2 separate regions of the Homo sapiens genome follow, and region 1 is linked to region 2. A link is a loop called in an ENCODE intact Hi-C map of the cell type or tissue named here. Cell type or tissue: endothelial cell of umbilical vein. All regions are shown on one strand. Links, peaks and the distances in the headings refer to the core of each region. The heading gives the core; the rest is flanking DNA. Region 1 overlaps CDK14 (cyclin dependent kinase 14). Region 2 has its middle 44 kb from the start of CDK14.

Region 1 (2,930 bases), core at 310-2,809, 77 kb before region 2:
TCTACATGTCCAGTCATTCATGAAACATCTGCTGTGACTTATCACATCATGACTTACCTTATCAGTGATAATGTAGATCACCCAACAAATTCAGAAAAGTTATGTGAGCAGCTTAGAGAAATAAACCAAGACCAGAAGGCAGAAATCCTTGATTCCATGCTGCTTCCATGAGAAGGGGGGTTCTGAATCCTATCAGAGTACCACCACCTTTTGATAGTAAGTGTTTGTAATATACAGAGATGGTATGCATGCAGAGAAAGAAAAACAACATAAAGTCCAAAATGTAATATAAAAAGAAAATAAAAGAGATTAACTTTTATTGTCTTTCATATGTGTGATTTAGGTACACACACACACACACACACACACACACATACACACCCCAAGATGTAAATACTCAGAGATAACACCACCAAATGATTTAATGATGTAGTGAGATGCTTGCAACCACTTTTAATGGGTAAATTTGGATTTTAAAAAAGTAAAAAAAATTCACCTGAATATTCTCAACAATTTTTATTGGATAATTTAGAATAAGGGCTAAATTTGTATGTACACACACACATATACATAACCATCATATTTCCTACAAACGTGTATTAGTGCAGTTATATACATAATAATTCAAATACCACAAACATCACTGCTACTAAGGATGGGATTTGCCAGAATGGTAGACGTTACTTTGTAATGTTGCTAATAAGTCAAAGTACAACTTTTGAAGTACTCAGCAGCTGCATTTCTGAAAATTTCAGAATACAGTCATGTGTTGCATAATGACATTTCAGTCAACAAAAACTTCATATATAATTCTGGTCCCATAAGATTATATTATCATATTTTAACTATACCTTTCCTATGTTTAGATACACAAGTACTTACCATTGTGTTACAACTACCTACAGTAACATACTATACAGGCAGCCCAGGAACAATAGGCTATACCATATAGCTTAGGTGTGCAATAGGCTATACCATCTAGGTGTGTGTAAATATACTCTATGATGTCTGTACAACAAAAAAGCTGCCTCATGACACATTTCTCAGAATGTGCCCCCATCATTAGTGATGCATGACTGTATGTGTATTAAAACTGGACATACATAAATATAGTTGTCTTTAAATGTTAAATGGAGTTGGGTTTTTGTTTTGTTTTTTGTGGTTTTGTGTGTGGTGTTTTGTTTTGTTTTGTTTTGTTTTGTTTTGTTTTGTTTTGTTTTGTTTGAGACAGTGTCTCGTTCTGTTGCCCAGGCTGGAGTGCAGTAGCACTATCTTGGCCGCTATCTTGGCTCACTGCAACCTCTGCCTCCCAGGCTTAAGTGATTCTTGTGCCTCAGCTTCCCAAGCAGATGTGATTACAGGCGCACGCCACCACGCCTGGCTAATTTTTGTATTTTTAATAGAAATGGGGTTTCACCATGTTGGTCAGGCTGGTCTCCAACTCCCGGCCTCAAGTGATCCACCCACCTCGGCCTCCCAAAGGACTGAGATTACAGGTGTGAGCCACCGCACCCAGCCAAGTTAGGTTTTTGGTTTAGGTAATTACAAATAGGTTTTTCATCAATTGAATCTCCAACATGGACATTCAAAGATTTTGCAAAAGGCATCAAATAAGCATTCACTTAGTTAGCTGTTCTGTACACTACAGAATGTCTGGCACCCTTTAACCCCTGCCCACCAAACACCAGTAGCACACTTCATTATTTGGGACAACCAGTAGTTCCCATCAATTTCCAAAACACTCCATTAGAGGGCAGTACCACTCCTACTGAGACCCACTGAATAAAGGCATCCTAAAAGTATTGACTAGGGACAGACAGACACCAGACCCAGTGCTAGTGAGACACTAGGGACAAAGTGATTAAAAATACAGAGCAAGAGCTTAGAGCACAGTGGGGAAAGTGACATTAAACAACTGTCCAAGTAATTATGTCAATACAAAATACTATAAATGCCATGAAGGAAAGCTATAAACTGCTAATTTAGATGGTGGGGTGGCATCAGACTTGAGGAGTTTGTGAACTACTAAAATTCTTTTATTAACTTGGAGACATAAGTAGGGTTGGCAGCTGTATAATTTTGCCATGAAAGGTCATTTAAAAATATTAATAATAACTATCATTTGTAATTGCCGTAGTAGCAAGAGGCAGTAATGAAATCATCTCTGAATTTAAAAAAATATATATAAAACAAAAAAGTACTTTTAGCTTGGTGGAAAACCTCACTACATTTTTTTTAATGTCTTTGCTGCAGGCTGGTATAAGACAGCAGCATTTTGCTATCATATACTAGATCTCTACGTGGTCTCTGGACCAGAGTCATCAACATTACCTGAGAGTCTGTGAAAAATGCAAACTTTCATCTCAGACCTACTGCATCAAATCAGTCTCACTCTCTCTCTCTCTGTCTCTCTCTCTTCTTAAGGGTCAGGGTCTCACTCTGTCGCCAAGGCTGGAGTGCAGTGGTGGGTGTGATCATAACTCACTGCAGCCTGCAACATCTGGACTCAAATGATCCTCCCGCCTTGAGTCTCCTGAGTAACTGGGACTACAGGCACGCAACCCCATGCCTGTCTAAGTTGTTTTTTAAATATATATATATTTTTAGAGACAAGGTATCTCACTATGTTGCCTAGGCTGGTCTCAAACTCCTGGCCTCTACTGATCCTCCTACATCAGCCTCCCCAATCACTGGAATTACAGGCATGAGCCACTATGCCTGGCCCAAATTTCATCTTAACAAGATCCCCAGGTGATTCACATCCACACTGAAGTTTGAGAAGGACTGTGGCAGAATAGATCATATGGACCCTCAATGGCTGAAATTCAGCCATAGCCATCTACATTTAAGAATCAGTAATGGCCTTTAACACTTGGAAGTGATTGAGGAGTCCTGGAAAAATCAGGGTGAAAAATGAAACAGAAAGCAGG
Region 2 (2,930 bases), core at 191-2,690:
TTTTTTTGAGAGAGGGTCTCGCACTCAGACTGAAGTGCAATGGTATGATCTTGGCTCACCACAACCTCTCCCTTCCAGGTTCAAATGATCCTCCCACCTCAGCCTCCCAAGTAGCTGAGACCACAGGCATGCACCATCATGCCTGGCTTTTTAAAAATTTTTGGTACAGATAGAGTTTTGCCATATTGCCCAGGCTGGCCTCAAACTCCTGAGCTCAGGCGATCTGCCCACCTCTGCCTCCCAAAGGCTGGGATTACAGGCGTGAACCACTGTGCCCAGCCTGGTTTTTGTCTTTAGTTCTGTTTATGTGGTGAATCACATTTATTGATTTGTGAATGTTGAACCAACCTTGAATACCAGGTATGCCTACTTGATCATAGTGAATTAATTAACTTTTGATGTGCTACTGGATTCAGTTTGCTAGTATTTTGTTGAAGATTTTGTGTCTATGTTCATCAGGGATATGGGCCTATAGTTTTCTTTCTTTATTATGTCTTTTCCAAGTTTTGGTTTCAGGGTGATGGTGCCTTCATAGAATGAGTCAGGGAGGAGTCCCTTCTCCTCAATTTTTGGGAATAGTTTCAGTAGAATTGGTACCAGCTCTTCTTCATATGACCAGTCAAATTTAGCTGTGAATCCATCTGGTGTGCGGCTTTTTTGGTTCATAGGTTTTTATTGCTGATTCAGTATTGGAACTTGATATTGGTCTGGTCAGGGTTTCAGTTTCTCCCTAATTCAATCTGAGGAGGTTATGTGTCTCCAGGAATGTGTCCATTTCCTCTAGATTTTCTAGTTTGTGTGTATAGAGGTATTCGTAATAGTCCCTGAGCATAAAAGATCACATTTTTAAAAATTTAATATTGTGGCTGAGCATGGTGGCTTGTGCCTGTAATCCTAGCACTTCGGGAGGCAGAGGCAGGAGGATCGCTTGAGGCCAGGAGTTCAAGGCCAGCCTGGTCAACACAGTAAGACCCTCTTTCTACAATAACTTAAAATAAAATAAAATAAAATAAAATAAAATTTAATATTAGCCAGGTTGCTTGCCCCCTGGCCAATTTTGCTGCTGCCAACAAAAAAAAAAAAAGAGAGAAGCATAATTGAAATATGTATTTACATTTGAAGGTCAACTAAAAAACATGTATTAATATAAATATAAAAATTTTAAGTATTTTATTAAATGTGTCGCTTTTCACTCTCTATCCTCTATATCTATAATACCTGACTTATAATTACTTCAAAATACTATACCTACCATACTGTTTTAAGTATTTCATCACTATTGTATTGAGCTGCCCTCTGGTGGTTTTTAATTTCTTAAAATTTGCAACTACCTACCTTATATCTGATGTGTATTATGTTTAAGGTATTGTATATTGTTTAATATCACATTTCTTCCTACTTTTTACATGTACTTATTTGGTAGGGCCTTGAGATACATTCATTTAATAAGAATGGACATTGGCTAATATTCAAAACAGGGAAAAACATTAATTCATGCAAGAGGGTTTGTACATCCAGTGTAATGAATCACCAGTTATGAACATTATTTCTGTTAATGTCATTATAGTACAGAACTAATTAATGAGAGCCTCAGTAATAAAGTACAGAATATAACAACCAAACACACCTGAAACTTAAAATATACTTTTTTCTTTTTCTTTCTTTTATTTTTTTTGAGACAGAGTCTCGCTCTGTTGCCCAGGCTGGAGTGCAGTGGCGTGATCTCGGCTCACTGCAAGTTCCACCTCCCGGGTTCATGCCATTCTCCTGCCTCAGCCTCCCGAGTAGCTGGGACTACAGGCGCCTGCCACCACGCCTGGCTAATTTTTTGTATTTTTAGTAGAGATGGGGTTTCCCCATATTAGCCAGGATGGTCTCAATCTCCTGACCTCGTGATCCGCCCGCCTCAGCCTCCCAAAGTGCTGGGCTAACAGGTGTGGGCCACCACGCTTGGCCCCTAAAATATACGTTTCAAATGATTGTCCTTAGTATGTGTTAAAAGCTCTCACATCACACAAAACCATATAATTAACCTTTTCAATAAAAGTATAAAATGTACTCCTTAATGAATTGGCTATATGTTTGTCACTGCTCCAAATAATTTGAAATATAGAACTGTCCTTTTTAACTTTCCGTCAAAGATAGACAGAAAATACCTGTTGAAAATAGATACTTTTCATCAAACCAGTCTCTTGATCTTCTGACAGTAAAATGGTAAAGATTTGATAGTAAAATCTTTTGTTTTATTTTGTTGAACTTTCTTTGGTATATTGGTTGTCATGTATAAAATGACCTTGGTTATGAGAACAATATATTTTAACCATAAGAGTTTAAAAGTTAGGGTATTATCGGCCACTTCCAAGATGGCCAAATAGGAACAGCTCCAGTCTGCAGCTCCCAGCAAGATTGACACAGAAGACGGGTGATTTCTGCATTTCCAACTGAGGTACCTGGTTCATCTCACTGGGACTGGTTGGATAGTGGGTGCAGCCCATGGTGGGTGAGCTGAAGCAGGGCAGGGTGTCACCTCACCCAGGAAGCATGAGGGGTTGGGGGATTTCCCTTTCCCAGCCAAGAGAATCCATGACAGACTGTACCTGGAGAAACGGTACACTCCTGACCAAATACTGCACTTTTCACATGGTCTTAGCAACCAGCAGACCAGAAAATACCCTCCCTTGCCTGGCACAGCAGGTCCCACGCCCATGGAGCCTTGCTCACTGCTAGCACAGCAGTCTGAGATCAACCTGTGATACTGCAGCTTGACGGGGGAGGAGCATCCACCATTGCTGAGGCCTGAATAGCTCACAGTGTAAACAAAGTCGCCAGGAAGCTCAAAATGGGCAGAGCCCACCACAGCTTAAGCAAGGCCTACTGCCTCTCTAGATTCCACCTCTGGGGGTAGGGCATAGCAGAACAAAAGGCAGCAG

The links. A loop is a pair of places that touch in the nucleus more often than their neighbours do. Peaks named below come from ENCODE experiments on the same cell type or tissue, not always from the same donor. Only the 100,000 strongest peaks of a DNase experiment are listed, where the experiment ranks them.
Region 1: it touches region 2 in a loop (19-fold over the local background); 51 of 110 quality-filtered maps call a loop at or near these places.

Annotation. Positions count from the first base shown.
Region 1 is chr7:90,628,333-90,631,262 of GRCh38, reverse strand. All of the region lies in intron 2 of CDK14 (cyclin dependent kinase 14), which reads right to left. Among named protein-coding and RNA genes, the nearest start is that of CDK14, 33 kb to the right of the region's middle. In endothelial cell of umbilical vein, for the core only: a CTCF peak has its summit at 1,760 (motif pointing right); a DNase peak (open chromatin) is centred at 1,772.
Region 2 is chr7:90,551,092-90,554,021 of GRCh38, reverse strand. No RefSeq gene overlaps it. Among named protein-coding and RNA genes, the nearest start is that of CDK14, 44 kb to the left of the region's middle. In endothelial cell of umbilical vein, for the core only: no CTCF peak of the experiment used is centred there; a DNase peak (open chromatin) is centred at 1,301.